2 separate regions of the Mus musculus genome follow, and region 2 is linked to region 1. A link is a loop called in an ENCODE intact Hi-C map of the cell type or tissue named here. Cell type or tissue: heart. All regions are shown on one strand. Each heading gives the region's core, and the rest is flanking DNA. Links, peaks and the distances in the headings are about the cores only.

Region 1 (16,400 bases), core at 6,537-10,536:
AGAGTTAATAATAATATACTCTGAAGTAGAGTGAACATTAGTGTCATAGTTTGATTCTGATAATTTTATCAGAAAATACAAATGGCCTTGTATTTAAAACTTCGGTATTACTTGCAATTTAGTTGTTACCATCTGAAGTCTTGGATGCAAAAGTAAAGATGGTCTGAATTCGATGTATACAACCACTGCTCACTGGAGTTATCCTATCTTACAGCTTGTGATATAAGTAGGATTTTCTAATCTAATCAATGAGAGAAAAGTCAGAGTTCCTGAGACAATGAGATGAGAAGGAAACTCCAAGGGGGTTTTACGTACTTGCTTCATTGTTGTAACAAAATACTGGGCTCAATCAGCATGCTCAAGAGTTCAATTGTAACCAAGTTAAGGAAGAACATCCCAGCGGCAGGAGCTTCAGCATGCTGGGCCCTTTGCATCAGCCGAAATGCTGCAAAGGTCTATGATGCAGACATGCAGCTGGGTTTCCCCTTTCTATGAAGTCTGCGAGTTGAGCTTATGGAAGGATGCCAGCCCAACTTTGGCTATGTTTTTCCAACTCAGTCATCCCAGTTTAGAAAGTCCCTCACCAATATGCCCAGAGGTTTGTCTTTCAGATGATTCTAGATTTTGTCAGGATGACAATAAGTACCGTAGTCACAGGCTGAAGAGAGAAATGCCGCTATTCCATTGGTCAGAACTCAATCATGTGGTTTAAGTAAATGGAAGTGAGGCTGAGGAGGTTATTCAGCTTCCTGTAGGTAAAGAGATATGATTCTTGACTCACAAATAACATTGTCATCACAACATAAATTCACTATAATAATCCAGACAGCCCACAAAAGCTAAAGCCTTGAAATGCTATCCCCTATACCAAAGCTGGTGTTGTTACCATTGTTGAATGGTTTAATGGTTAACCCATGCTCTAAAAAGGTAGAACTAGTTGACCGTGCAGCTCTGCCTTGCAGATCTGATTTCATGCTGTCGTTTTCATCCAGTCTGCTCTGCTCTTTCTCCATTCAAGACCCACATTTTGTTATCCCCACACTTTTCAGGGACAATAGTGAGGAAATGTTCCATTAGCATTAGACCAAAGTTTCCTAATTATTAGTAAATAGCTTGCATATGAGCACTGTGAAACATCATCTGGAAATCTTTGTATAAAATAGTTTTTCATCTCTTTCTGATGGTTAAGTAATGATTCCAAACACAGGCTGAAGAATGGACTATCAAAAACCCTGTAAATGTTCCCTGAGCTTTATCATATAATGGCCTTTGAATGTATTTCTTTGGTGGGTAGTAGAGAAGAGAGAAACAATATAAAATGTAACTAACAACCTGGAATGAAGCCAGCTGTAGAGACAGACTACAGAAACCACAACAGTAAAACACCAACCCCTCAACTGTTCATTACACTATATAATTTTCATTGACCTTGTCTCCATCAATTATACCTCAAACACTAATGTTTGTCAGATATCTGAAGGAAAATCTCATAATGAGTAATTTTAGAAGAAAAAAGGGAGAAATCAAAGGATAGAGATTAGCATGAGATGTTTGGAAGATTGCTGAAAAGCATAGACGGATTTAGATGCTCAGTATAGCACATATGAGATACTGAATAATCATACTCTCATTTTATATTGCTAATGAATATAAGGAGCTATTTATTGAAAACTGAAAAAAAACAAGGCAGGGGGACAGAGACATATGCAATTCGCATTAAGGGCAGACTGAATTGATATAATTTATTCTTAATGTTTGCTCCTCAGTTTTTATGCCCATATTAGTACATACTAGAAAAGGTAAAGTTACCCAAAGAACAAATCACTTCCTAGACTTTTCTTTTAATGGGATTCATTAATTTGTACAATTTGCTTAGAAGTCTTGTATGTGGCACGTGTGTGGGTGTGCACACACTTGCATGCACACAAGTTTGTGTGTGCGAATGGTTCTAACAGGGAGTATGTAGAGACAAGGGAACAACCTTCATCGCCTTTACACATCTTCCTCCCTGTCCGGAACAAGGTGTCTGTTTCTTACTTACTCTCATCAAGCTGTGTCATGCAACACTTTGGGAGATTATCCTGTGAAGAACGTTCATCCCTTAAAAGAAGAGAATGCATATCTATCAATATGTGATTTAAACAAAATTCATTGCTGAAATTTCCAGCAAGTATCTAACAAAAAAACGTGACACATAATTTGCCATTTTTAATTAGAATTTCTGTTCTCCCACAGAAAGTCAAAATTCATTTGATGAGGCAGAATTCAGATATTTTGGATACTGGAAACAAGTCAGAATTTGTCCCCACACCACTTGCTTCTCCTCTGATAGAACCATATAAGCAGGTGAATTGGATTACAAATACCCTTGGATAAATGCCATTATATTATCATAAGAGAGGAAATACTTCGTTTTCTTAATGGGAAGGATCCATTATCATACATCTCTGAATGGCAACCGGTGAGCAGAAATCTGTCCAAATTTAGGATCTATGAGTGTGATGGGTTCTTCCTTAAAGCTTTGGAACTTTGTTCTTTTAAAAAATAATAATAATAACAAGTTTGGGAATACAAAATACGTTTTTGACTTAGGATCACGGTGTGTATATCTAAGATGCAATGATACAAAATCGAGATTGGAGCAGGCAGATTTGAAAAAAAGGTTAGCAAAGAATCACAGGGATTTTCATGGTTTTGCGAAATTGCACTATAAAAATAGGCCAAAAGAAAGAAAGAAAAAGGTGTATTATTTATCTCTTCAGTTAGACACTGTACTGAAATAAGGATTTGAGATCTCAGAAAGGAAACAATAAAGGAAATCTTTGCACACACTTCCCTAACATCCCTTGGTCAATGACTGAATCTTCACGTCCAGAGCATTTGACATTTTTATAGTGGGTCACTTTACACATGTTATAAAGGCATTAGGCTAAACAAAGCAAGGGGTCATCGACTTGATCTCATTCATTTTCATGCACTTTTGGTGACTGTGTGAAACCTTATATCAACATACTGAAGCTTCAGTCTCACCAATGAGCTGTAGTATAGTTTTAGGTGATTAAAAAGGCTTCTGATTCATTTGGGGCTTTTCAAACTAAAAAATAAATTCTGTTTCACAATTTTGTGATAGCACACTTTCTTTTTTTCTTTTTATGTATGTTCCACAATAGAGAGTACTTTTAAAATTAATTAATTTATTTTTTTACATATTTTATTCCCTGCGCCCCCCAGCCCCGAGTCCACCCTGTGACTGTTCACACCTCATACTTCCTCCCCACACCCCTCTCTCCATGTGGATGTCACCACACTCCACCCCACCTTACCTCTAAACTCCCTGGGGCCTCCAGTCTCCTGAGGGTTAGGTGCATCATCTCTGAATGAAAACAGATTTGGCAGCCCTCTACTTTATGTGTGTTGGGGGACTCATCAGCTGGTGTATGCTGCCTGGTTGGTGGTCCAGTGTTTGAGAGATCTCGGAAGTCCAGATTAATTGAGATTGCTGACCCTCCTACAGGGTCACCCTTCTCCTCATCTTCTTCCAGCCTTCCCTAATTCAACAACAGGGGTCAACTCCTTCTGTCCATTGGTTGGGTGCAAATATCTGCATCTGATTCTTTCAGCTGCTTTTTGGGTCTTACAGAGAGCTGTCATGATAGGTTCCTTTTTGTGAGTGCTCCATAGCCTCAGTAATAGTGTCAGGCCTTGGGACCTCCCCTTGAGCTGGATCCCACTTTGGGCCTGTCTCTGGACCATCTTTTCCTCAGGCTCCTCTCCATTTCCATCCCTGTAATTCTTTTTTTTTTTCCTGTAATTCTTTCAGACAGGAACAATTATGGGTCAGAGTTGTGACTGTGGGATGGTCCCCCTCCCTCACTTGATGCCCTGTCTTCCTCCTGGAGGTGGGCTCTTTAAGTTCCCTCTCCCTACTATCTGGCTTTTCATATAAGTCCCTCACTTTGAGTCCCAAGAGTCTCTCACCTCCCAGGTCTCTGGTGCATTCTAGAGGGTCCCCCCAACCTATTTCCTGAGGTTACCTGTTTCCATTCTTTCTGCTGGCCTTAAGGGCTTCAGTCCTTTTCCCTCACCCAATACCAGATCAGGTTCCCCTCTCCCCTCCACACCAACCCCCTGTCCCCTGTCCACTTTCCTTCCCAGGTCCCTCCCAACTTGTTTTTCCTTTCCTTTCCTTTCCTTTCCTTTCCTTTCCTTTCCTTTCCTTTCCTTTCCTTTCCTTTCCTTTCCTTTCCTTTCCTTTCCTTCCCTTCCCTTCCCTTTCCTTCCTCCCTCCCTCCCTCCCTCCTTCCCTCCCTCCCTGCCTTCTTTCTTCCTTCCTTCCTTCCTTCCTTCCTTCCTTCCTTCCTTCCTTCCTTCCTCCCTCCCTCCCTTCTTCCTTCCTTCCTTCCTTCCTTCCTTCCTTCCTTCCTCCCTCCCTCCCTCCCTCCCTTCTTCCTTCCTTCCTTCCTTCCTTCCTTCCTTCCTTCCTTCCTTCCTTCCTTCCTCCCTCCCTCCCTCCCTCCCTCCCTCCCTCCCTCCCTCCCTGCCTCTCTCTCTCTCTCTCTCTCTCTTTCTTTTCCTTTCCTTTTTCTTTTTCTTTCTCTTTTTCTTTTTTTTTCTTTTTCTTTTTGGCTAATATTCACTTATGAGTGAGTACTTACCACGCATGTCATTTTGGAACCGAGTTACCTCACTCAGGATGATATTTTCTAGTTCCATCCATTTGCCTGCAATTTGGATCCATTTGTCAGGATGTCCTCATTCTTAATAGCTGAGTAGTATTCCATTGTGTAAATGAACTCACATTACCTGCATCCAATATTCTGCCTATCACAGATGAGGCCTCTATGACCATAGGGGGATGCACACTTTCTAAAATGTTGTGGACTTGGAATGTTTCAAAGCACTGGACAGACCTGATGCTCAGCAGTAACAGGTCACTGGTCCACAAGGGCTGACATTCCTAGAGGTCTCAAGCAACACAGATTAAATCCACCTGTGCTGTTCATCTCTTCTTTCACTTAACTCCATTGGTCTTCTTTTAATGCACCAAATGATGGTTCATAACTTCATGTGACAATTAAACACACACACACACACACACACACACACACACACACACACCTGAGAACATTAGAAATAGTGCAGCCATAGGGATTCCTTTGGACTTAGACTATGCACTGTCACAGAGAAAAGGCTCCAGAAAACCTTCCTATTTGCTGCCGTGTCGTAGAAGTAACAACCATCTCACATTGACAGTAATGCTGAAGAACAATGGTTCTTTGTCACTGGTTTTGTTGTGAGCTATGCTGCAGTAGCATGGGCAAGACACATGCCTATTGCATGTTGTCACACAGGCTCTCTACAAAAACAATGCAGGGACCTGTGTAACTATGATGCTAACCATAGCCTGCTGGGCATCACTGATTATCCCTCCACAGCGTCATATCTTCCTGACATACTCTTCTTTTTAAAGTGTTCATGCAAAGAGAAGTTCGGCTTCAGTATTCTACACCATTTGCTATATTTCATTTATTCAAAACTCATTAAGTTTTTGAACGCTTCCTAAACACTTCAATCAAGAGCAAAGTTATTTTTCAACTTTTAAAATTATGGGGAAAGAAAATTCTTCTTTCTTGAAAATATGTGGCATATATGTGGCAAAAAACCATTATTTTTAAATAAAATATTGCTGTATTTCAATCAACTCCTATTTCAGATTGCTGAAGTGAGGTTCATTAAATAAATCAATGGAATGGACCAAAATACAGAGATGCATATGCTTTGTATAAGGTAGATTTAGTATGTATTGATATAAGTATTAATGACTATCTTAAAATGAAGTAATTGCAATCGGGGATTTCCAGATTATTTCAGAAGAATAATATTTTATCATACTTGTCTGCCTCAGAATCTTTCTTGGGAAAGATGGAACAAGATAAAACAAAATAATGCAGGGGCAAGCAAATCATTCTTGTCTGGTCAGGAGTTTTTACACATTATTTTAATTGCCTGATGTCTTATTGTAGGTAATGACCCATATATTTTATTTAAATTTGATATGGAAAAATTGTATGCTAAAGCAATTTTACACAGAAAAAAATCCATCTGAACAGCCCTTGACTTTAAAACTGATTCCTTAATGATAAGTGAAGCAATTTCTCTTTTCCCTTCCATCCTCCCTCCCTTCCTCCCTTCCTCCCTTCCCCCCTTTCCTCCTTCCTCCCTTCCTCCCTTCCTCCCTCCCTCCCTTCCTCCCTCCCTCCCTCCCTCCCTCCCTCCCTCCCTCCTCCCTCCCTCCCTTCCTTCCTTGCTCCCTTCCTCCCATCCTTCCTTCCTTTTTTTCTGTCTCTCTTTCTTTCTGTCTTCTTTCTTTCTTTCTTTCTTTCTTTCTTTCTTTCTGTCTGTCTGTCTGTCTGTCTGTATTTCTTTCTTTCTTTCTTCTGTCTTCTTTATTTCTTTCTTTTCTTTTCTTCCTCTTCATATGCTAAAATGGATTTTCCAACTTCTACCACAAGGCTAAGGTTTTAAAGACTTTTGTTTACCTACAAAGGAAGGAACAATATCTAGAACAAATAATCCACCTTTATAATTGGTGTTCACTTAAAGCACATCAAATTCAACTGAAGTATGATTTCTTCAGCACAGATTCTCTGAAATCTTGCAGAAAATAATGCTGTTGCTTCTCTTGGTCTTAATATCATTTACATTAAACTTCTGACTAAGGACCTCTTACTGTTGCTCATTTAATGTGCAAGTTTTGATTATTACCTTAAAATTTCCTTTAACTAGCATTGATATATCATGTTTTCTTTAGGCACATTATATTATCAAAGGAGATATTGGCAAAGCATTCTTCTATGAATCAATTCCAAATTTGTGTTCGAGAAAAAATATAAAATATACACTCCAAAATAACTTTGCTTCAGATTTAATTTCTTAGTAGAAATAATTGCACACAAGAAGGCATCAATACAAAGTCATTGTCCTTTTTTTGTGACTTCTGTAAGGTAGTTGTGAATATAAAATACTGGTGTTTGGCAAAAACTGACTTATTAAATAAAATCATTAACTAAAACTCCTCCGTGGAAGTGATCTTCATACTCTACATGTGAATACATTTCTGTGAAGTAAAATGCAGCAATTTCTACCCTAGGAGACAGGAGGAATTGTTGGGTGGGCCCTCTCCCATCCATTCTCTCTGATTCTCCAAACACACTAGTTCTGACTCCTGAATGATTTTATAGGTTTTTTTTTTTTTTTTTTTTTTTTTTTAGAAATGCTCTTGTAATTGGAAAGTAGTTAAATTAGAAGCCAGAAGAAAACTCCTGAGTGGAATATGCCGGTTCTCTTTTCCCAGATCTTCCTTAACATTGAAAGTCTCATTAGCTTATTTGATTTTTAATTCTTGCAGAATATCATTATGGAACTTGTGTTTGTTAGAAAGGAAACAGTTTTGAACTCAGGAGCAATATAATTTGCTTGAGATTAGAGGAAGTGTTTCTTGGATAGAAGAACAAGACAGATTTTTTTTCCAATACTTGACTTAAAACCTAATACAATGTCCAAGCCAAAGGTTTACATAATCATCAACTATTTTCTAGCATCCTGGCGAGGTAACAGACATTAATCCAGGACACTCTTGGATTTTTCTTTCTCATGGTGTTATCAAACACAGAACTCCTGTCTTCAGGTGGTGCCATTCAACACATAAACTTTCTTTTCTTTCTTTCTTTCTTTCTTTCTTTCTTTCTTTCTTTCTTTCTTTCTTTCTTTCTTTGCATATGATGCTATGCTAATTTTGGAGTCAATACTTGAAGAATTTAGCAGTTTTGAAGTACAATCTTTAGCCAAAAAGGAAAAAAAAAAGGTACTTTCTGTTTTATTTATGAGGATAGAGCGTACTTCAAAACTGCTAGAAATGACTTTTGATGCTTCATGAGAAGTGTGGCTTACTTAAGTTCAGTCCTTTGAGCAACGAGAGTTTTATTGCCATCATGAACAAGCCTCTGGAATGCCAAGAGAACTCTCCTAAGTGCTTGCTTAAATGTCGTTGGCTTTTTTTTTTTTTTTTTTTTTTTTGAGGGAAAAACACTCCATTTCTAATTATAAGCAAAGGAGATCTTAGTTCAATGGAGGCACCAAAACACATCCGACCAAACAAAAGGCTCCTCAAATGTCCTCAAATATCGTTTCTTTCCTAATATTTTCCAGTAGGGGGAACTAAAGACTCGCCAAGCAGAGGCTTGCTTGGCTCAGGGACCTGCGTGAGTTCCTGTCAGGCGCTTTTATAATCACCTGAACAAGCATCAAACAGCTACCAAGCAAAGCTTTTGATCACACGTGGGTCCGGCCACAACGGCCATGTCAGGGCACCTTAGACAGTGGCAGGAATCGGATTGAAAGTGGCCTTCTCTAACTGTGCCCAGCCCTAATAGCATCTATTCGGTAGTTTTTGCTTGGACTGTATTCCCTTTTATCGTGCTTGGGCAGAAATTCCGCTCCAGCTCATGTTAGCCTAGTTGGGTTATCAGCGTTCCTAAATCAGAGGCTGCTTTTCCTAATTCTCTTTTAGAGGTCCTAAAAAGAGCGAAGGCTCTAGAAAACCACTTCCTCAAGTCTTTTGATCCTCGACCTCCTCCATTCCCAGAGTCTTCTGCAGGACTCATTTATCACAAGGTCCCGAATTATAGTCCGTGAGTGTTGAGAGGTCAGGAGGCAACTGAGCAACATTAGCCCGATGCCAGTCCTCCCCCTATTTTCTCTTGGGGATTCCGTAGTTAGCCATAGATCTTGGCTAAAACAAGCTGGCCGAGATTAGAGATACCCCTCCCCTACATCCACATAGTTGGTTTTGTGTGTGGTGCGGTGGGGGGTGGGCAAGTTCACTTACAACCACAGAGGGTGTATGTACACAAAACCTTTCTACTCCAATAGATACTTCTTTCACTCCCCTGCTCTCCCTGTTGGCCAGCTTCTTTCTGGTAAAAGGTGAACTCTGTGTGTGTGTGTGTGTGTGTGTGTATGTGTGTGTGTGTGTGTGTGTGTGTGTGTGTGTGTGTGTGTGTGTGGTGATTTTAACAGGTAATGAGGCTGTGCCCGGGGTCCTGGAAGATCATTTTTTTTTTCTAGAAAAGCTCTTGTGCAGCTCCAGCAGACGGAGCGATGAATAATTAGGAAGGGCTTCCATGAAATCACTCACCGAGAAAATTACCTGCCCATTAAACGGGCCGCGTGAAGAGCAGGAGGCTGGAAGCCCACCTCACCCCTCCAGAGGAGGGAGGGAGGGGGACGCCCAGGAGGCTCCCAGAATGGGAAAGAGTTGATGGCAGTCCTAGCGAGCCCGCAGCGGTTCCACATTGGTTTATTTCTGTCCCCCCAAGACTTATTCGCTTGCCTGGTTACCCTTGCTCCGCGGACCCCGGGGAGGGCTGTCTCCCCCTGCACGGGACAGTGATCGGGTGGAGGTGGAGATCCGCGTACACCCCTCCATCCTTCAACCCCTCCCGGGGATATACTGGGAGCAGCTCTTTCCTCCCCTCCTCTCCTGCTTCCTCGCCTTCCCTCCTCCAAGTCCTTCCAGCCCCCAGCAGCTGCTGGAGGAGGCGGTCGCAGCGCAGCCTCCGCCTCTGAAGCGGTGACTGTCCCGAAAGAGGCTGGAGGCAGCACTACTCCCGGAGGCTGGACCACGCGTGAGCATCCTCAGGGCTCCCAGGTCCGGAGCTCCTAGATCTGGCGGTGCTCGCCAGCAGCAGCTGGACGCTAGATCTCTCCGGGGCGGCCCCTCCCGGGTGGCCGCGGCCTCAGCTCAGCCCCTCCCTCTTCCCTTGCTTCTTCTCCTCGCCCTCCTCCTCGCTCCCTCACCACGTAGGAGTTCCCATTCTCCACCCAAGCCGTCCTGCCTTCCCCTTTTCCTTCCTTTTGGAAACCAGAGACTCCGAGGGAGGCGACCAGGCTGCGGAGGAGAGGGCCGGCTCACAAAGTGCTGCTTTGACACATCCTTAGGATGGAAGTTAAGTGAAAACAGAACCACACAAAACAAAACTCCGCGAAGTGGTGCTGCTACGGAGGAAACCAAGGGGAGAAAAACCCGGTGGGCAGGTCAATGGTTGCTTCGCAGCGCTTTGGCAAGTTTGTGGAACACTTTCTAGGAATTAGGTCTTTTTTGTACCCCCATCATCTTCTTGACTTCCGAAGAAAGAAGTTGTGTTTGGATTGCAATGGAGTCTAAGGAGACAGGGCTAGACGCACGTGAATAGTCCCGCCAGCTGGGCTGAATTTGTGGGAATTTAGAAAGACAGCCTGTGGAAGTGCAACGTCTCTGAAGTCCCCTGGGTTCATTCGGATGGCACCTAACGCGTCCCGTGACAGACCTCTTCACCAACAGCTTCCGATGTTGCCATTTTGCTCTTCTTGACCTTAATTAATCTCTAGGAAAGTCTAAACTTCGGACCTACCTCTTTTTTTGATACTTATTTTTGTACTTCTGCTCTCTGGGATTGGTTTCTTAAACAACCTGGATCCTTTTTCATATGTCAAAATGAATCCTCTGATGTTTACACTATTATTGCTCTTTGGATTTCTCTGCATTCAGATTGATGGTGAGTTAAAGCACCCCTTTTTCTCTGAGATTGTTGTGCCTTCTAAAGAAAATGACAGTGTAGTTGGGAGTATGTTTGGCGAGGCACAAGCTCTTCAGGGCTAGAGGTTCTATGCCTTTTGTTTCTAACCTGATGCTAGTGGAACACCTTATTGTTACTGTTATTGTGATTCATTAATTGAGGCGTTTAGCAGTAAGTGATGGGCTCCCAGCTTAGAAGAGTAACTATTAAAAAACAATGCTAAGAGAGAACCCCGAATGGTTGTGACTACTCTCTCTCTTTGGTATTTGTTCTGGTATCTAAACTTTGGCTTAGGCATTCAACTGCAGAACTATAGTAGGCGATACTTGGAGGGGCATTTAGTGAGGATTTGATAAGGGTATCTCTAGGTTCAAAGTGTATCACCTGTGTGTGAATGAATGCTATCCCAGCGCGAAATCAGAATGAAGGATTTAGATCACAGAGAGAAAACTGTCACAAGTGAGACTGGGCGAGGCTCCAGGAAGGAGGCAGTACCCACTCTGGGCTGGCTACAGGCTGGGAGCCCTCAGCTGAGTCCCCAGTGGGCAAACACAATGGAGACTCAGAACAGGTGCTGTAGGTGTCTCCCGCTAGGCTGTGCCACTCTGTCAAGCAGACAGTTTTCAACCTCTGCCTTTCCTGTCTTTTGTTCAGAGTTAGTTTCCTGGGATAGCTTCACTGAATCGTCACCCAAGCTTTTCTGTAGCTGTTTGAATGAGAAGTATTAATAATTATAAATATACGGTGGGTTTCTTCTTTGAAACTAAAACATATTTGGTGCTAGCTTTCTAGGGATATATATATCTCAAGTGTTTATGAAGAGTGGACTGAGCCACCATGTCCTAGTCATGGCAATAACTTTCATTTCTAATGCTTATAAAGAATCGGAAGCATATTAATCCAAATATTTAAGACATCAAGATAACATGTTGCTACATAAACTTTCCTTTGAATTCATTACTTGGGACATTGCCTATTATTGCCCATCTGTAGGAGCCAACTGTGGGTCTGGCAGCTGCTATGCAGAGCCTGAGTATCAGACTCAAAGGGAAGGCTATCTATAAACACAAGGCAATACAGAAGTGCACCTACTGCCAAGTGGCTGTTTTCAGCTGTGGAGTACATGAGTTCATTTGCTTTTCTCCAAGTAATAGCGACCCAGAAGCGGTGAATGTGTGCGCAGTTTTTCTCTCTCCCTGCAAAATAGTAGAAGCTTAGGATTTGGTGACTTCAATTGACACTGTGGTGATTTCTATCATTATATCAATACCCATTTTATTTCTAACAGGTTTGCTTTAACACTACCTGAATATCATCCTAACACAAAGGTTTATGCATTCCAAATATGTTTGATTGTTGTACTAAGACTTTTCCATAGCAATGCATTTAAAAATTACATATTGGAGGTAGAATTATCACCATTTTTAACAACAGAGTCTTGGGGAAGAATACAATTAAACTGATTTCATGGATGTGACAGAGGGAATCTGAAAAGATTATTATAGAATGTAATTAATGCACTAAGATGTTTGGATATGTATAAAACAAATGCAATTAACCAGTGTGGTGGACCAGCAGCACTTACACTACTTCTACATTCCTTTTCTCCCACACTCCCTCTCTCCCTCTACCCCCTCCTATCTGTTTTATCCTTCTCTCTCTTGCATGCCCTCCGCTTCCTCTTCCTCCTCTTCACCCCTTCTTCTTTATTCCCCTCCTTCCTTTTCTCCTCTCTAAAGACATGTCTGGAAGCTTTGTTCTGATTTTCCATTATAAATTAAAGAGGCAGTTTTGGGGTCTGAATCATCTGCATGCGAGTGCATAGTAATAAAATGAAAAAAAAATGCCTATAGGTAAAAGAGTTAAGACCAAAGAGACAACGTGAAATTTCATATGTATAAAACTAGTTTGTGTTTAGAATCTGCTGGGTCAGAATCAAAGCCATTATAGACATTCTTACTGAATTTACACATAGCCATCCATTTGACATTGGGTTGTCTTTAGGTACTTCAGAAGGGTGACAGCTCTTCCATGGGGATTGTTGAAAATTTGGGATGTGGACAATACTGCCATCTAGGCTGTTGCAAGGCTTGGGACCCTGCATTCACATATCCAATGAAGAGGCTGGTGTATAGAATCCCTCATCTCTGTGCTCATCCTGGATTCTGTGATATTTATTTACTTATTGTCCTTCTCAGAGCTGTGGGCTTATTTTCCACATGAATTTCAAATTTAGAGAAGCTTGTACCATTCCAAAGATATACTGACTATCCTTGTGCTCAACATAGAAATTAATTTTATTCAGTGACAAATGATACATAGATTTGCATTAAAATTTGCTTGGTGGGTTATTTATATGTGCATTTTTATGGTGCATGAAAAAATGTTAGAGTTTTGCCTCCTCATAGAAAATTTTTGCTAATATTATTTATGAGTTTTCAGAATCCTTCCCTATAGCAAGCCATGAAGAATAAATACTGAGTTAGTTGAGAACTGATGATGAACTTAAAAAATGTTCCATGTGAAGATATTTTTGAAACAAATAGCCATATTGAGGGTTTGCTGCCTGTAAAATAGAATGTGTAATGAATTTAGGTTTTGCTTAGTAAATTTTGCTTTTAAATAACAGTGGTTTCAATCAGTTAAAGGGATATAATTTGAATGATTGCAAGATTTTAAATTATAATCCCATCCCATATATCAATTTGATAATTTTACAATACTTCTGAAAGGTGTTTTCACAATGATAATGGTTTTCTCTTCTTTACTCCTTACCTATTACTACATGAAAATGACACATGTGGTATTTGGGGAGATAAAGATAATGTGTGTGCACAGTGCAGATGCATAATCTCATATAGGTTTAGACATTTTGCTAAAGTGCTCCTTTCAGTAATGGGCTCATTATCGTAGCCATATGTAGCCCATTTAAGAACTTGAATTGCATATAAGTAACCTGAAATTTGTTCTTGTAGCTGAGTCGTAATATCACATTTGAATTGGCTTTGTTTGAATAACCTTTGATGCTACGCAACATGTGGACCATAAACCAAAAGGATTACTTAGAACATTAAACTGGAAAATCTCAAAGTAAAAGTCATGATCGTGCAAACACACACACACACTCATACACACACACACACACACAAACACACACACACACACACACACACACACACACACACACACACGGGGGTGGGGGAGGAGGGAGGGAGGGAGGGAAGGAGAGAGAGAGAGAACACAAAAAGCTCTTGTCATTTTGCTTCTGACTAGCTTGTAAAAGTAGCATCTTTGACATTAAAACTATGGAAAGACAAGGAAATAGCTTATACATGGATATATATATATATATATATATATATATATATCCCTGAAACAAAAGATAAATTTACTTCTCATGTGCAAATTGGCTTTTGAATAATGCTAGAAAAATGGAGGAGGGATTATCTTTTATGTATGTATGTATGTATGTATGTATTTATTTATTCAATGTATATGAGTACATTGTAGCTGTTCTCAAATACACCAGAAAAGGGCGTCAGATCCCATTACAGATGGCTGTGAGCCACCATGTGGTTGCTGGGAATTGAACTCAGGACATTTGGAAAGAGCAGTCAGTGCTCTTAACTGCTGAGCCATCTTTCCAACCCCCAAAGATCCATCTATCTATCTATCTATCTATCTATCTATCTATCTATCTATCTATCTATCTATCTATCTATCTATCTATCTATCTAATATGAGTACACTGTAGCTATCTTCAAATAAGCCAGAAGAGGGCATCGGATCCTGTTATAGATGGTTGTGAGCCACCGTGAGGTTGCTGGGAATTGAACTCAGGATCTCTGGAAGAGCAGTCAGTGCTCATAACCGTTGAGCCAGCCACTTACTTTTACTCTTATTTTTCTTCTGCTTCCTTCTTCTTCTTTCTTCCCATTTCCCTTCCCTCCCCTTTTCCTTTTTTCTTTTATTCTTTATGTTTTGGACATTGTAAAAGAAATTAGAGAGACTTTTTTTAATTGGATATCTTATATACATTTCAAATGTTATCTATCCCCTTTCCCGGTTTCCCCTCCAAAAAACACCCTCCCCTCTCTCCCTGCTCACCAACCCACCCACTCCCACTTTCTGGCCCTGGCATTCCCTTACATTAGGTGATATAGCCTTTATAGTTACAAAGTCCTCTCCTCTCGCTGATGACTGACTCAGCCATCCTCTGCTGCATATGCAGCTAGAGACCTGAGTCCCACCATGTGTGCTCTTTGGTTGGTCGTCTAGTCCCTGGGAGCTCTGGGGGTACTGGTTAGTTCATATTGTTGTTCCTCCTATGGGGCTGCAAACTCCATCAGTAGAGACACATTTGAAAAGTGAAGGAGATAGTATACAGTATTTATAGAATGGCAATTGGTCAAATTTATAGCTAAGGTTGTAAATATTTGTTTGCTGTAGGTGTATGTAACTTTGGTTTACATATCCTCACTCTCTTTATGTTTGTATGTATGTATGTACGTTGTATGTATGTTTTTCAAACCTTGACAAACAGAAGTTCCAGATCTGTCTTCAAGCAAAAATAGAAATTATAAAATAACATTTTATAGAATTAATATTAAATAGCAAAACTGTCATCTCTCAGTTTCTCCAGGTACAGACCTTCGAATCTCAATCAGTACATGGCATGCTATTAATTTTCTTCTTTAAAAGATATTGAATGAAAAAATGACTGAATGATTATTCTCTTTTTGAGGAGAAAGTTTTGCAAAATCCCTTTTTGAGTCTTTTAGTTGAGCGCTATGTCAAGGTGAATATTTAACACTATCTGTGGCATGTACCATACACACCCCAACTACTTATCTATAATTCAAAATAATGTTGGAGTCACCAGGCCTCAGTCATTATTGTGCTCTTCTTCATTTCCACCACTCTTCCCAATCTTTCATCTCATCCATATGTATGCTGACGTCTCTAAGACGTCCTAATCATCCCGCAGAAGAGTTGGATTCACCATGATGCATCTATAGCTTGCCTATCTCCAGGGCCTGGAACACTGTTTACTGTGTCCCTTTGACTATGTGGCATCTTAGGTTAATAACTAATGACACTACAGCAAATTCAAGCCCAGGATAGAACATGCTATTTTGTAGTTATTTCCATCTCAGTAAATAGCTTCATTATTCCCATTTTTGATGATCCAAACTAATGAATCATCTTGACTTGTTCTCATGCCTCATGCCTAGCTCTTCATGGAACATCTGAAACTTAGCTTGATTTTATCACATTTTTCTCATCTACCATCTTATGAATAATTTAAAACACATTCTAAGCTAAAATATTCTTCCATGAATGTCAAATTTTTATCCAAATTCTAGAATTATTGATTCTGCTTTATTAATACTAAGCAACCAGGCTTGGTAAGCATCCTTTCCCTTTTCCCTTCCTAGTTCTCCACTCTTTAGTCAGCAGGACCTTCACTCCACATGTAAATGAAATGTGTGTTTTTCTGTAGCTCTCTGCTCCTGGCTTCCACAAAGCCTGGAACAAGATATGCAAGACTCTGTGAATCCAGACTTTCTTCTACCTTTCAGTGGCTCAGACTGTCTCCTTAGAATAAACATGTAGAACTATGGAGGAAGTCCTTTAGCTGACCCTGGGTCTTTATATGTGATCTTTACAGAAAATGCCCTAATCTAGATCTTGGCACTGGTAAAGTTTCTCAATTACTTATTGAGATTGGAATTTGATTCAGATATCATCTTTTTTTGGAAACATGGACTATGAAAACAAAAC
Region 2 (16,400 bases), core at 6,004-10,003, 1.1 Mb after region 1:
TGAAGTCCACCTTCTTGAGTTCTTTATATATGTTGGATATTAGTCCCCTATCTGATTTAGGATAGGTAAAGATCCTTTCCCAATCTGTTGGTGGTCTTTTTGTCTTATTGACGGTGTCTTTTGCCTTGCAGAAACTTTGGAGTTTCATTAGGTCCCATTTGTCAATTCTCGATCTTACAGCACAAGCCATTGCTGTTCTGTTCAGGAATTTTTCCCCTATGCCCATATATTCAAGGCTTTTCCCCACTTTCTCCTCTATAAGTTTCAGTGTCTCTGGTTTAATGTGAAGTTCTTTGATCCATTTAAATTTGACCTTAGTACAAGGAGATAAGTATAGATCGATTCGCATTCTTCTACATGATAACAACCAGTTGTGCCAGCACCAATTGTTGAAAATGCTGTCTTTCTTCCACTGGATGGTTTTAGCTCCCTTGTCGAAGATCAAGTGACCATAGGTGTGTGGGTTCATTTCTGGGTCTTCAATTCTATTCCATTGGTCTACTTGTCTGTCTCTATACCAGTACCATGCAGTTTTTACCACAATTGCTCTGTAGTAAAGCTTTAGGTCAGGCATGGTGATTCCACCAGAGGTTCTTTTATCCTTGAGAAGAGTTTTTGCTATCCTAGGTTTTTTGTTATTCCAGATGAATTTGCAAATTGCTCCTTCTAATTCGTTGAAGAATTGAGTTGGAATTTTGATGGGGATTGCATTGAATCTGTAGATTGCTTTTGGCAAGATAGCCATTTTTACAATGTTGATCCTGCCAATCCATGAGCATGGGAGATCTTTCCATCTTCTGAGATCTTCTTTAATTTCTTTCTTCAGAGACTTGAAGTTTTTATCATACAGATCTTTCACTTCCTTAGTTAGAGTCACGCCGAGATATTTTATATTATTTGTGACTATTGAGAAGGGTGTTGTTTCCCTAATTTCTTTCTCAGCCTGTTTATTCTTTGTGTAGAGAAAGGCCATTGACTTTTTTGAGTTAATTTTATATCCAGCTACTTCACCGAAGCTGTTTATCAGGTTTAGGAGTTCTCTGGTGGAATTTTTAGGGTCACTTATATATACTATCATATCATCTGCAAAAAGTGATATTTTGACTTCCTCCTTTCCAATTTGTATCCCCTTGATCTCCTTTTGTTGTCGAATTGCTCTGGCTAATACTTCAAGTACTATGTTGAAAAGGTAGGGAGAAAGTGGGCAGCCTTGTCTAGTCCCTGATTTTAGTGGGATTGCTTCCAGCTTCTCTCCATTTACTTTGATGTTGGCTACTGGTTTGCTGTAGATTGCTTTTATCATGTTTAGGTATGGGCCTTGAATTCCTGATCTTTCCAGAACTTTTATCATGAATGGGTGTTGGATCTTGTCAAATGCTTTTTCTGCATCTAACGAGATGATCATGTGGGTTTTGTCTTTGAGTTTGTTTATATAGTGGATTACATTGATGGATTTTCGTATATTAAACCATCCCTGCATCCCTGGAATAAAACCTACTTGGTCAGGATGGATGATTGCTTTAATGTGTTCTTGGATTCGGTTAGCGAGAATTTTATTGAGGATTTTTGCATCGATATTCATAAGAGAAATTGGTCTGAAGTTCTCTATCTTTGTTGGATCTTTCTGTGGTTTAGGTATCAGAGTAATAGTGGCTTCATAAAATGAGTTGGGTAGAGTACCTTCTACTTCTATCTTGTGAAGAAGTTTGTGCAGAACTGGAATTAGATCTTCTTTGAAGGTCTGATAGAACTCTGCACTAAACCCGTCTGGTCCTGGGCTTTTTTTGGCTGGGAGACTATTTATAACTGCTTCTATTTCTTTAGGGGATATGGGACTGTTTAGAAGGTCAACTTGATCCTGATTCAACTTTGGTACCTGGTATCTGTCCAGAAATTTGTCCATTTCATCCAGGTTTTCAGGTTTGGTGAGTATAGCCTTTTGTAGAAGGATCTGATGGTGTTTTGGATTTCTTCAGGATCTGTTGTTATATCTCCCTTTTCAGTTCTGATTTTGTTAATTAGGATTTTTTCTCTGTGCCCTCTAGTGAGTCTAGCTAAGGGTTTATCTATCTTGTTGATTTTCTCAAAGAACCAACTCCTCCTTTGGTTAATTCTTTGAATAGTTCTTCTTGTTTCCACTTGGTTGATTTCACCCCTGAGTTTGATTATTTCCTGCCGTCTACTCTTCTTGAGTGAATTTGCTTCCTTTTTTTCTAGAGCTTTTAGATGTGTTGTCAAGCTGCTAGTATGTGCTCTCTCCCGTTTCTTCTTGGAGGCACTCAGAGCTATGAGTTTCCCTCTTAGAAATGCTTTCATTGTGTCCCAAAGGTTTGGGTACGTTGTGGCTTCATTTTCATTAAGCTCTAAAAAGTCTTTAATTTCTTTCTTTATTCCTTCCTTGACCAAGGTATCATTGAGAAGAGTGTTGTTCAGTTTCCACGTGAGTGTTGGCTTTCTGTTATTTTTTTTGTTATTGAAGATCAGCCTTAGTGCTTGGTGATCTGATAGGATACATGGGACAATTTCAATATTTTTGAATCTGTTGTGGCCTGTTTTGTGACCTATTATGTGGTCAATTTTGGAGAAGGTACCATGAGGTGCTGAGAAGAAGGTATATCCTTTTGTTTTAGGATAAAATGTTCTGTAGATATCTGTCAGATCCATTTGTTTCATCACTTCTGTTAGTTTCAGTGTGTCCCTGTTTAGCTTCTGTTTCCATGATCTGTCCATTGGTGAAAGTGGTGTGTTGAAGTCTCCCACTATTATTGTGTGAGGTGCAATGTGTGCTTTGAGCTTTACTAAAGTTTCTTTAATGAATGTGGCTGCCCTTGTATTTGGAGCATAGATATTCAGAATTGAGAGTTCCTCTTGGAGGATTTTACCTTTGATGAGAACGAAGTGCCCCTCCTTGTCTTTTTTGATGACTTTGGGTTGGAAGTCAATCTTATCAGATATTAGGATGGCTACTCCAGCTTGTTTCTTCATACCATTTGCTTGGAAAATTGTTTTCCAGCCTTTTATTCTGAGGTAGTGTCTATCTTTTTCTCTGAGATGTGTCTCCTGTAAACAGCAAAATGTTGGGTCTTGTTTGTGTAGCCAGTTTGTTAGTCTATGTCTTTTTATTGGGGAGTTGAGACCATTGATGTTAAGAGATATTAAGGAAAAGTAATTGTTGCTTCCTGTTATTTTTGTTGTTAAAGTTGGCATTCTGTTCTTGTGGCTGTCTTCTTTTAGGTTTGTTGAGGGATTACCTCCTTGTTTTTTCTAGGGCATTGTTCCCGTTCTTGTATTGGTTTTTTTCTGTTATTAACCTTTGAAGGGCTGGATTCGTGGAGAGATAATGTGTGAATTTGGTTTTGTCGTGGAATACTTTGGTTTCTCCATCTATGGTAATTGAGAGTTTGGCTGGGTATAGTAGCCTGGGCTGGAATTTGTGTTCTCTTAGTGTCTGTATAACATCTGTCCAGGCTCTTCTGGCTTTCATAGTCTCTGATGAAAAATCTGGTGTAATTCTGATAGGCTTGCCTTTGTATGTTACTTGACCTTTTTCCCTTACTGCTTTTAGTATTCTATCTTTATTTAGTGCATTTGTTGTTCTGATTGTTATGTGTCGGGAGGAATTTCTTTTCTGGTCCAGTCTATTTGGAGTTCTGTAGGCTTCTAGTATGTTCATAGGTATCTCTTTCTTTATATTTGGGAAGTTTTCTTCAATAATTTTGTTGAAGATGTTTGCTGGTCCTTTGAGTTGAAAATCTTCATTCTCATCCACTCCTATTATCCGTAGGTTTGGTCTTCTCATTGTGTCCTGGATTTCCTGGATATTTTGAGTTAGGATCTTTTTGCATTTTCCATTTTCTTTGATTGTTGTGCCGATGTTCTCTATGGAATCTTCTGCACCTGAGATTCTCTCTTCCATCTCTTGTATTCTGTTGCTGATGCTCAAATCTATGGTTCCAGATTTCTTTCCTAGGGTTTCTATCTCCAGTGTTGCCTCACTTTGAGTTTTCTTTATTGTGTCTACTTCCCTTTTTAGGTCTAGTATGGTTTTGTTCATTTCCATCACCTGTTTGTATGTTTTTTCCTCTTTTTCTGTAAGGACTTCTACCTGTTTGATTGTGTTTTCCTGTTTTTCTTTAAGGACTTGTAACTCTTTAGCAGTGTTCTCCTGTATTTCTTTAAGTGATTTATTAAAGTCCTTCTTGATGTCCTCTACCATCATCATGAGATATGCTTTTAAATCTAGGTCTAGGTTTTCGGGTGTGTTGGGGTTCCCTGGACTGGGCGAATTGGGAGTGCTGGGTTCTGATGATGGTGAGTGGTCTTGGTTCCTGTTAGTAGGATTCCTACGTTTACCTTTTGCCATCTGGTAATCTCTGGAGTTAGTTAGTTAGTTATAGTTGACTCTGTTTAGAGATTGTACTTCTGGTGATTCTGTTACCGTCTTTCAGCAGACCTGGGAGACAGATTCTCTCCTCTGAGTTTCAGTGCTCAGAGCACTCTCTGCTGGCAAGCTCTCTTACAGGGAAGGTGCGCAGATATCTTGTATTTGGACCTCCTCCTGGCCGAAGAAGAAGGCCCAAAACAGGACCTTTCTCGGACACTGTGTTGCTTTGGCAGTTCCCAGAAGCTGTCAGCTTCTGTGGTGCAGACTCTCACCTGTGCAGACTAAATTCCTAAGTTCCAGGGAGTCCTGGAACCAAGATGGCGACCGCTGCTCCTAAGGCTGAGGCCGCCTCCCGTGCCAGGCGGACACCTGTCCTCTGGTCAGGACGGTGGCCGGCTGTCTGCAGCCTGCAAAGGGTGCTGCCTCAGCGGCTCTGTGCTTCTGCCTGTCCCAGAAGCTGTCCGGTTCTCTGGCGCATCCTCTAACCTGTTCAGACTAATTTCCTAAGTTCTGCTGAGTCCCGGAACCAGGATGGCGACCGCTGCTGCTGAGGCTGAGGCCGCCTCCCAAGCCAGGCGGACACCTGTCCTCTGGTCCGGACGGTGGCCGGCTGTCTGCCTAAATTAATTTAAATTAACGAATTTTCTTTCTTCCTTCCTTTCTTTCTTTCTTTCTTTCTTTCTTTCTTTTTTTTAAGAAGAGCTCGGGTGGATGCTCAGCGGGTAAGGTGACTGCTGATGGTAAGCCTGTATTACTTAAGACAGTGCACACTTAGGTCACAGAGCATGGAGAAACCAAGCTGGTTCTACCAGGAAGCGTCTTCCACGCTGTGCTGTGTAGCTTATATAGTACAAAAAGTGCTACATAGGCAGCTGGGGAAAAAACTTCATCAGTACTGATTCACAGCAGTGAACTGCAATGACAGTAATGACAAGATACACCCATGTATGCAATAGTGCTGCAAATGTTACTAGGAGAACCAACGTTACCTTTCTACTTAGTATTGTAAAGCAGTTCTGATTTTAAAAACTTTCTACAAAGATATTCCTAGACCTGGACAGATTTATCTGTAACGTCGACTAAATATTTAAGGAAATGGTATCACAAATCTTATGTACTTACTGCGCATGTTGGTTTTTATGATGCCAGTACATCTCAAATCCTGAAAACAATAGTACCAAAGGGAAAAATGCATAACTATATGTATCAAAAACATATAGTTTTCAAATGTGAAGCCTTAGGCAAAAACCTGTCAAACCTTATAAATATGGTTGATATGCTTAAGCATATGTGCAAATATATTAAAAGGAAAGGTGTTTATTCAAGGACTATAAGGTTATATTCACATCCAAACTTTAAAAACATATGTGATTATTTATATTAAGAGGAGAGAGGGCAAATGTGTCATCTCAAAGGATTTTAAGAATACCATAAATGAACATCAGCCAAGTAGTGTAATAAAAAATATACAATCTATTGGAAAATATGAGTCTGCCATGTAGATCACAATGAACCTGCTGCAGACACTCATGATTGTGTATTAAAATTGACCAGAAAATAAGACAAGAGTGGTTCTTTTTATATTTCCCTTGTATCAAAACTTGGATATCACATAGTAATGGCGGAGGAGAGAAACTGAGAATTTCAAGTAAATAAAAATTATGTGAATTTGGAAATCATATAGCTGAAGTCAGAATACAAAAAATAACAAAGTTTAAGGATTAATAAGTAACATTACCTATAGTGGTAGTACATGCTTTTTTGTAAAAATAAGATATGTTATTTTCTATAGAAACAACAACTAACAAACTAGATTGCAAGATTTAGGTCAGTTTATATATCACACATAATATTTCAAATTTTAAACATTGTGGGAAATTTACCCAGAGTGTATCACACATGGCTAAGAGACACTAAAGGCTTAATCAAACACTATTAAAGCAAACTTAAACAAAATTGATAAGTTCAATGTCACCCATGCTTTTTAATATCTAGGTTTGAGATTATGTCAACTTTAACCCAACTTGTCCATTGATGAAATGGAAAGATTCCACTAAGATTTTTAGAAAAATATGCTTAGAAGACTGATACCTGAATTAAAAGCTATTTATGTCTTGACTATATTTAATTTAGTCATTATTATTACATTTTACTTATTTCTGTGTGTGTACGTACCTGTGAACATGTATGCCCTTGCATACATAGTATACAAGTGGAGGTCAGAGGACAAGTTGAATTGTGGTGGCCAGGTTTAACTGGAAGTTCCTACATCTCATAGGCCCTCAGGTCTTAATTAGATATCCACATACCATCTATTCTTCTGTCCTTTATTGGTTCTCATGTGCAATTTGTTAATCTTTTAAGCACATTAAAGATAATGCCTATCCAATTCAGTTACATTTTTCTAAATATTTATGTGGAGCAGATATAATTAGTGAAAATATACACTATCAAAATAATTCAAATTTATGAAATACTGGTACTTTTCCTTTAAAAAAATCTTAAGTCACCAATCTAATATATGTCAAAGAAAAGATTTAGTTATCACGAAGGCATAAAAATACATTGCACATTCTACACATTACAAAATTATTACTAAAGAGTTTTATGTAAACTCTGCATTTTAAACACAGAGTATTTGAATATATGCATTTTTTGCTCTATTTATACATTTAAGTTTTTGAAATTGTCTTGCTATGCTTTTGACTGGTCCATTTCCTGAACTGTGGCAATACTATACTTATATATCCTAAGATCACTACAGAAGGAAGAAAATACCCATGACAAATGTAATTCTTGTTTCTAGAAATAGAGAACTGTAGGTATATTTACTGACAGTTACCTTTCTCACTATTAAGCCTTTACTCCCTTTTGTTTTTATCAAGCATGATTGCTTGTTATGGACACCGCCTTGTCAAAGAGATCCAGACATGAACTTCCGATCAGTCTATACTATTAGGGAAGATGCCTAGATTGGGTTGTAGTTTTTCAATGATCCTGGCCGTGTGTACAGAAATACTAAGATATGTGCATGGATCTCCTACAAGCCTCCTGCCTCAGTACTCCTTCTCATCTCCAGAGGATGAGGGAATTCATGCTCTTGCAGAAGGTCCAGGTTCAGTTCCCAGCACCCACATGGTAGAAATCCATTCTTGGTGAACAGTCTGAAGAGGGAGACTAGTGAAATGTCTCTAAGGAAAACTTTAGAGTGGCTTGCCAGAACAATAGTCAAATGTTAACTGAGGCCCCCCTTATGACCTGTCTGACCCAGCTGCAGCTCCGTCCCAAGAGGAAACAGCAGTGCTTGCCAATCCGGCCAAACAAGAAGAGTCTGTAAGACGGAACTAAACCCCAGAATCCCCGGAGGAAAATCCTCCCCTAGGTGAGTGGGTGAGAGATAAGAACAGCATGGGTCTCACACTCCCATCACATGGTTCCCAGGCCCAAAAAGAAGTCTTGTTCGTATGGCAAGAGCAATTCAGGAATATTCAAGAATCCCTCTCATGATTGTTTTCAGCCATTTCCTCTCCTCATCCCCGCTAATTTGCTCTGCGGAAGTACCGATTGCACGGCATCCCTCTGAGGACTGTATCAATCTGTAAAGTCACCATCAAACACATTCTTCATATAATTATGGAAGATTTATGCAAAGTGTGTATGGGACTGGTTTTCACTTTATAATCAATAATTATATTTTGCATCATCACTGCATTGTTAAATCGTCTTCCTGTTCCAAAGGAAGACACTAGTCTCCTTAATTGGCCTATTTTAGGTTGATCTCCTGGTACCTATCGTCAGAAGCAAGTTATTTAATTGTCTCGTGGTAGCCTTTCTATGATTCCTAGAAGTCAATTGCTCCTCTTGGTTGGGGAAATAGGAACACTCAGGACGCACTCTGCTACTGAAATGCCCAAAGTATTCAAAGGGGTTGCTAGCATTTCAGACTGCGTCCTCTAGGCTATAAACCCACTGGACTGGCAAGTGTCAGAAGGACAAGTAGCCAAGAGTATGTGCAGATAGTGCCCTCTTGGGATCAAAGAAAAGAACCAAACCATACTTGCCTTTGAAAACTACTCAAGGAATCTGGAAATGGAAGACATATGAAAAAGCAGGACCATAAATCCCACAGGAGTTGTTTATCACGAACTCCACTCAGGCAACAGAGGGTGTGCAGGCCAGTGAGCCACGGGATTGAGTTGAAAGCTATGTTTTGGTTTAAGAAAATAAATCATCGGAGCAGTCTCAGTGCGGTTTTCACAGGGAAAGGGAAAGCTGATTTGGGTTGTAGCAGGAGAAAGAAAACAAAATTTACAACCACAGAAGAGTGTGAAAGACATTCAAATCTGGCACACGAGGAAACTGAAAACTCTGTAAACGGTTCTCAGTTCAGGTTCTTTCACTGCACTCGGTGTAGGAGAGCCTAGAAAAAGGAGTCTATAAAAAAAAAAACCTCTCCCCACCTTCCCCTGACCCCACACACACACCCCTGTCCCCTGTTAATATATTGCTATGCTGCTGTTTTTGCCTATGGATCCATCTGTCTTTCATTCTGAAGAGCAACTTCATCTTCACCATGGGCTAGTCCACCACTAGGTGTTTCTGCCTTAAGACCTGGCAGGGATGCTTTTATTTACTAATGATTTGATCTGACACTCAGGTTATTTCATTCTCACAACAGAATTTCCTTTAACCTGGTCTTGATAATCCAGCAGCAAATTTTGTGGGAGGGGAGAGAAAAAAAATTACAAATCCTTTTTAGTGTTTTGTTCTTCCAGTTGTCCATAATCTTTAATTATTGTGTTTTAAATATTCCTGTATATTTCACTCTCGTAACTGAATGCTGTCTACTGGATTTATGCAGTTCATATAAGGCGAAGAACATCTCAGTTAATAAAGATGATTTGGTGAATATACAGTCTAGTTGTAGGAATGTAACGTGACAGGTTGGAGCTCATTTTTAAGTGTATATCTGTTTTATAAATTATTCTTAATATTTGAGGCCCTTCCTCGCTGAAGAATAGTTATTCTCTGAGGCTCAACTGTGAATAATGCATTAAGAAAATCATATGGGAAATAAAAATATATTTTATATACATATTAAAATTAGAGTAATCAAAATCTTAGATGTTAAGGTTCAACTGTATAGCAGGTAGATGTTGGTTTCTTGTCAGAGAGCCTGCTCATTACATACAAAGTCCTGCATTGGATCAGATATTCAAGGTCATCTGTAGCTTCGCAGTACATAGCAAATACAAGGCCATCTTGTATTATGTGAGTCTGTATCACAAAACTCTATCTAGGGGCTAAGGAGATGGCTCAGAGGGTAAAGGCACTTGTCACAGAGAGTGATGATCTGACTTCAAACCCTAAAAGGCAGAAGGAGAGTACCACTTCTCTTAAGTTGTTCTTTGACCTCTTCATGTGTACATTGATAGTTGTGTGCCACACGATAGGTAGATCCATAGATAAATTATATTTACATATAAAATAGACAGATGATAGATTGATAGATGATAGAGACAGATAAAAGATAGATGATAGATAGATGATAGAGATAAAAGATAAATTAGATAAATAGATAGATAGATAGATAGATAGATAGATAGATAGATAGATAGATAGATAGATAGATCCAAAAGGGCTCGAGAGATGCCTTAGTGGGTCAGTAGGTAAGAGAATTTGCTAAACAAGCAAAGGAGTTCAGATTCAAGTACCCACATAAAGCTGGATGGAACCATGTGAAGTCTCTCACTACGAAGTAACCCAAGTATCATAAGGATGAACACAAAATCATTAGGGCTTGTTGCGTGCTGGACCAGCTCTAAATACTGTAAGTGACCCTGTCTTGAAGAAATAATGTGGAAAATGATTGATCCAGGCCACTGAAGATCCTCTGGCCTCTGCACATGCCTCCATGATCATGCAGATCTATGCACATTCACAGACTCCACACACAGACACAAACATACTAATAGGGGAATTCTTTTAGAAATTCTGCACTGTGATCTTGACTGAGAAACACGGCTTTAGAAAGTGATGATCTGTAGAAGAAAATATAAAAAAAATGCCTGACTTCTTGCTGCTCACTTCAAATATATGCTTAGTGTCATCTGTTTGAATTATAGAACTTGCCAAATCAAATAGAAATGTAAATGTGCAGAATATTTTTGTTTAAGATATTAAATTGTGATGGTAAATAACATTACAGAAATCAGCTGTAGATAATTACTCTGGAGAAGTGTATATTTTGGGATCCCAAATCCTATTTGGAAATTGTGATTAGACACATCAAAGTTGAATGTTAAATTTTTCTGTACCAGTTTCCATAAGATTGTTTTCAGGATATTGCAATTTGTTCATTTGGATAACTAGTGCAGACAGTTAGATTCCCAACCTCTCTTCCCAGATCCACCTCAAAGTTGTAAGATTCAGAGTCAAACAACCAAGCCAGGCAGTCACCTCACCATGCCACTGTCCCAGAGTTCCCCTGCAGCAGCCATCTCTATCCCCAAAATTGCTCCGTTTTCTTACATTGTAAGTCATGAATCATCTCATCTGTAAAAGACCAAGCCCTCCAAGCCACCTCCCTACATAAACAAGATCAAACCTGACACTCTTTTTCCATTGATGTTTCTATATTTATAATCACATGCATATACTGTAGCAATGTATGCACCTTCCTTGTCATATGAACATGAATGCATCCTGACAGGGCTCATGCTAGCCTTCCTTTGTACCCCAGATCTGTACATGTACAGAATAACTGTCACGCAATTAGGAGAAATGGGGAAAATCTCTCTCCCTCTCCCTCTCCCTCTCCCTCTCCCTCTCCCTCTCCCTCTCCCTCTCCCTCTCTCCCTCTCCCTCTCCCTCTCCCTCTCCCTCTCCCTCTCCCTCTCCCTCTCCCTCTCCCTCCCAATTCTGTGTATGTGTGTGTGTGTGTGTAGGAAGGGTTCCCTCAAAGAGGCTTCCAGAAAAGCAGAAAAGTATGATAAGAAGCAGAGATAAAGGGAGGGTAGGAGGAGGGGGAGAGGGAGAAGAAGACAGAGAGAGAGAGAGACAGACAGACTAAGCTAAGATAGTGTTCCCATACCCACTAAATCTTGCAAAACTAAGTCTCCTTAGTTTCCACTTCTTGAAGGGGACACCAGGTTCTGATCAATTCCAGTGTATCCACCTATTATATAGTTAGAGCCTGTTGTGTCTGGCCAGCAGATCACAGCCTGGGTTCTAGCCTGGAAAGGCATTTTGGAAACCTGGAAGAGAAGAGGGGCTGGGCTGCGAGAGATAAGGAAGGAACCAAGACAAAGGTCTCTACTCAAGGTTCAATTTTTACTATTCTGGCACTCTGTTATAAAGGAAGGGGGAGGGACCCGATTCCCACCAATTAATCTTGGAGTCCAATAGCAGGGTGACCACGTGTATGGCTCCGAACAGCAAAGTGGCAGGTTCCAGCAGTGGGTGTGGCAGAACGTGGCAGAAAGATTGAGCCAGCAAGCTCCATCCAGGTGTAAACAGTGGAATCATTAAGGCTGGGGGAGGGGAGGCTACAAGAGCCTCCGTAGTTATCCATCTAAAATTCATATCTAAATCCAAATAATCATATTCTACTCAAAATGTAGGAGGTGTTTACATGATGAGGCCAGAGCCCTCACGATTCAAATCAGCAATCTTAATATGAGACTGGATTGAGCTATCAAGGTTATTCCCCTCTACTACATGAGAATGTAGCACAGACCCTCTACCACAAGGTTTGCAATGAGGATGCCCTCTCCAGACCCAGAATAGTATACTTAGATCTTGGACAATAGACTGTAGAATTATGAAAGATATGTTTAGTTTGTTATAAATTCCCTGGCCCCAGCTGTTCTGTTGTAGCAGCACAAGCACACAAAGATTCTGCCTGCTCTTTGTCCCCAGATTCCCGTACACCAGGTATCTTCCACAGATTCCCACACAAGCTGCCTCATCTGTATTCTGTGAATGCCTTGTTGTATGTTCCTTTCATGTTTTACTATTATTTCTGGAAAATTTCCACAAACCTGTAAGTACACATTTTATGAGACTTTATGTCATGACAACATTTCCACACTAAATACATCCAATCTCAACTTTGCTGTGCAGTTAGGTTGTCCTGGTTACCAAATACAGAACTGAGATTAAACATGGATTCAACATCTTTCAATTTGATAATGATAAATCTGGGAGCAGTGAGAAACAGTTGTGGTTATATACACAGAAGTGTCGAGGCAAACTCATACACAATCATGTTTGATAGAAAAATCTGAGGTGATACTCAAAGTCAAACTTCTAAATGGAGCGGACCCTTATACAAGTAAACAGAGAGCAAATGGCCTTAGACTTCTAACAACCATGGGTAGAGTGTGTGACTATGCATATGTTTGATTTTGTAGGGAACAGATTGCCTTTGAAACCTAATAATGATGAGCGAATCTATTTGGTCACATCCATTGAGGTGAGCCTCTTGCTCCTTTCTTCTTCTCTTCTTGATGTGTTAACAAGATGTTTTTCTCTTGAAAGTAATTGTGGCTCCTCTCCCAAAATGAATGGAAACCAAGATATACATTGGCAGTTTTCAAGAATGTGTACAATTTACAAAAGAGACAGATAACAGGTAGACACCGTGACACACACCTGTGATTAAAACTATCAATAAGCTGAGGCACTGGGGCATATCAATCGGAAGTTCATGGCTAGCCTTGGGTATATATCTGGGTTCAGGCCAATCTGAGCTACAGAGGACTAACATGAAGAGAGGAGAGAAGTGGAGGAGGATGGGAGGGGTGAGTAGGAGGGGAGGCAGAAAGACAGGGAAGGGAAGAGGGAGAGGAAAGGAGAGAAAAAGACACAGAAAGAGACAGAGAGTAAGAGAGCAAACTTGAGTTAGGTTTTTATGATAAATAACATGATCTAAAGCAACTTTGGGGGGAAAAGTTCTACAGCTTACAACTCCCAGGTCCCAATCCATGCCTGAGGGAGGCCTGGGCAGGACTGCAAGCAAGAGCAGAGGTAGGAACCAGTGAGCTGCTTCTTGACTTGCACCCAAATTCATGTTCAACTACCTTTCTGTACATGCCCAAAAACCACCACAGAAACATGCCTATAAGCCATCCTGATGGAGACTTACCTTCAATTTAAGTTTCTTTATTCCCTGGGCTCTAGTTTATGCCAAGTCAACACAAACTAAACACCACAGTGGGCCCCTTGATATTCAAGCATACCTTCCTAAGTGCAATCTTTTCTTTCTCATTTTTTCCCAAGACATCATGTTAAAAACTTACAATACAAAACAGTATAAATTTAAAAGTCCCAGTCTTTGAAAATTCCAACAATTCTTTTGAAAATTCCAAGTATATTAAGGTCCAAATTCTCTCTAAGATAAACAAAAATCTCTTTTAACTATGGGGTACTATAAAATCAAGAAGTCTAATCTCATTTTTTAATTCCAAGAGGAAAGAACCTGGACATAATAATAATTATGTAAAAGTAAAACAAAAATCCAACAGTATGAGTGGTGGTTCATTATTACTGTCCGGGAACTACCCAGGATCTTCTATGACCCAGAGGGCTTGGACAGTTCTACCTTGGCTCTAACAGTCACAGCATAAAAGGCTTGTGTCATAGATACAGGCCAACTCTATCCCATTGCTGTCTGATAGTTATCCTCTAGTACTGACATCTCCCATGTGCTGGATTCATCACCACAAGTGGAGCACCACAAGTGAGCTGCACTTTCACCAGTGGCCTCAGTGACTCTGGTCTTATATTAATTTACACCTCATATTTTAGCCCCAGTTATCCATTATGGATTGACCTAGTAAGGCAAATGTTTTAATTGAGTGGTTCTGGCCTCTTATAATCATAGATGATTCTTCAATCCCAGTTGTCCAGGGTCCACAGATTCTTACACAAATAGCCCTGACAGGATTTTTGCTTCCTCTGAAACCTCACAAGCCAGGCCTCCATTGTCTGTGTTTCCATTTCGTTCAAAATGTCTATCTTCAAGACCTCACAGAACAATCTCATTAAGCTCTGAGTGCTCAAATGCTTTTCCAGCCCAAAGTTTCAACATCTTTCAACCATTCTCGCCAAACAACTCGGGCAGGTCCATCCCTGGAACAACACACTAACTGGTAACAATTGTTTTCTTTAGGGTTTGGTTGCTGTGATTAAAAAAAACAAAAAAACAAAAATATACCATGGTAAAAAGGCAAGTTTGGAAGAAAAGGGATCTTTACATGTTACAACGTCCAGGTCACAATCCATCATTGAAGAAATGCAGGGACAGAACTCAAGTAGGAACGAAGGCACAGAGTATGGAGAAAAAATGCTTGCCAGCTCAGCTCCTGCTGTGTCATCTTCTTTATATCTACCAGGATCACCTGCCCATGCTGGCCCTGTCCACACTGGGCTTGTCCCTCCCACATCAATCATCAATCAAGAAAATGCCACACCCACATGCTTCCTAGGCCAAACTGATGGAATCATAAATTCAATTGAAGTTTCATCATTCCAGGTGACTCCAATTCGTACCAAGTTGATAAAAAAAACTACCCAGAACATTCCCAAAGCTGGATATTCTGGCCTATGTTTCTTTAACAATCAGATGTGAGTTTAAGCATTAGTAGGCTAAACTAAACTAATGTTAATCACTAAGCATATTGCTAAATATTGAGGAAAAACTTATTTTACCCAGCTGAAAGTCACTGCAGGCTGCTTGAAATCTATTACAGCAAGGATACCTAAATCACAGACATCGGAAAGCTCTACACACACTGTTCTTAGAAAGCCCATTTATTACTGCAACACTGGTCCAGGTGTTGCATGATTTGAGACTCAAGAAATTATATAACTAGCTGTGAAATTTTTATTTAAGCCATCTGGGCCTCAACAGGAAAATGAAGGTAGAAGCTATTTCACAGCACAGTGTGCCTTCATAACCAGACACTATTGGTTCCAGGTATCAAAATCTGGAGCTGCTTAAGTCTCTTACATGAATTCATGTAGTATTTATATTAAACCTATGGATATCAATATGGCTGAATACTTAAATCATCGATAGATTACCAAAAGTACAAAATACCTTGTAAATGCAATAAAGGGGGATGTTATTTTGCTCCCCCCTTTTCAGAGAAAATCAACAGAAAAATAGGCTGCACATGTTCAGCTCACACACTTTGTTTTCAAACATTTTCAATTCCCTGGTGGTTAGAATCCATGGATGCAGAACTCACAGATTCAGAGGCTCTGTCTCTTACTGGCAAACTGCCCAAACTGAGTGTGCCTTATATTTTCTACCGAGTCCCTTTGTTAGTACACATATTTTTTGAGGCCTTTGCAATTCCTTTAGAATATTTGTATTGTCGTGGGTTAACAATTGCCTTTATCTAATTCCCTCTGTTAGGAAATGACAATAGGTTAGATATGAACAATATTTTGAGAAGTGTGATTATGTTTTCCTATTCCTCTCAAACCATAGCCATACCTATTTGTCTAAAGAATATTGCCAGATTAGAACTTAATAAAACAGAAAAGGTCAATATATTATTTAATTAAACAACAATGTCAAAAACCAGTCCCAAATCTACATAGTATATTAAACACTAAATTTACAACTGTACTTGCTATTTAAAATATGCAGCAGGATATCTTTTCTTTTTCATCTCTGAGAGAGTAAGTCTATGAGATTTAGAATAAGATTACAGTTGTAGTCTTGTTACTATAAAAAGTAACTTGCAGATACTTTCATAATTTTAAGCATATAGCTAAAGACAAGAATCAAAATATCTGTTTATCCATAATGGTATACTTTGAAGATTATGTCCGATAATATCATATATATATATATACAGAGCGATAGATGTAATATGACACATATATATTAGGTCATTTAAAGATGCTATTATACTAAATTCGAACATCAGTAAACAAACTACTGCACTTTTATCTTTTAAAGAAAAGTCAGGCTATTTTAGCTCTCAATGTACATGGCTTA

What was found. A loop is a pair of places that touch in the nucleus more often than their neighbours do. Peaks named below come from ENCODE experiments on the same cell type or tissue, not always from the same donor. Only the 100,000 strongest peaks of a DNase experiment are listed, where the experiment ranks them.
Region 2: it touches region 1 in a loop (5-fold over the local background); 2 of 42 quality-filtered maps call a loop at or near these places.

Annotation. Positions count from the first base shown.
Region 1 is chr16:74,405,047-74,421,446 of GRCm38, reverse strand. It overlaps Robo2 (roundabout guidance receptor 2), which reads left to right and starts at 9,622. Exons shown (of 28, transcript NM_175549.5): 1 at 9,622-10,595. The coding sequence starts at 10,535. In heart, for the core only: a CTCF peak has its summit at 8,219 (motif pointing right); a DNase peak (open chromatin) is centred at 9,776; H3K4me3 peaks cover 2,400 bases; H3K27ac peaks cover 1,533 bases.
Region 2 is chr16:73,342,979-73,359,378 of GRCm38, reverse strand. The region is part of intron 3 of 4930500H12Rik (a long non-coding RNA gene); the gene reads right to left. Among named protein-coding and RNA genes, the nearest start is that of Gm25699, 72 kb to the left of the region's middle. In heart, for the core only: a CTCF peak has its summit at 8,403 (motif pointing left); no DNase peak of the experiment used is centred there.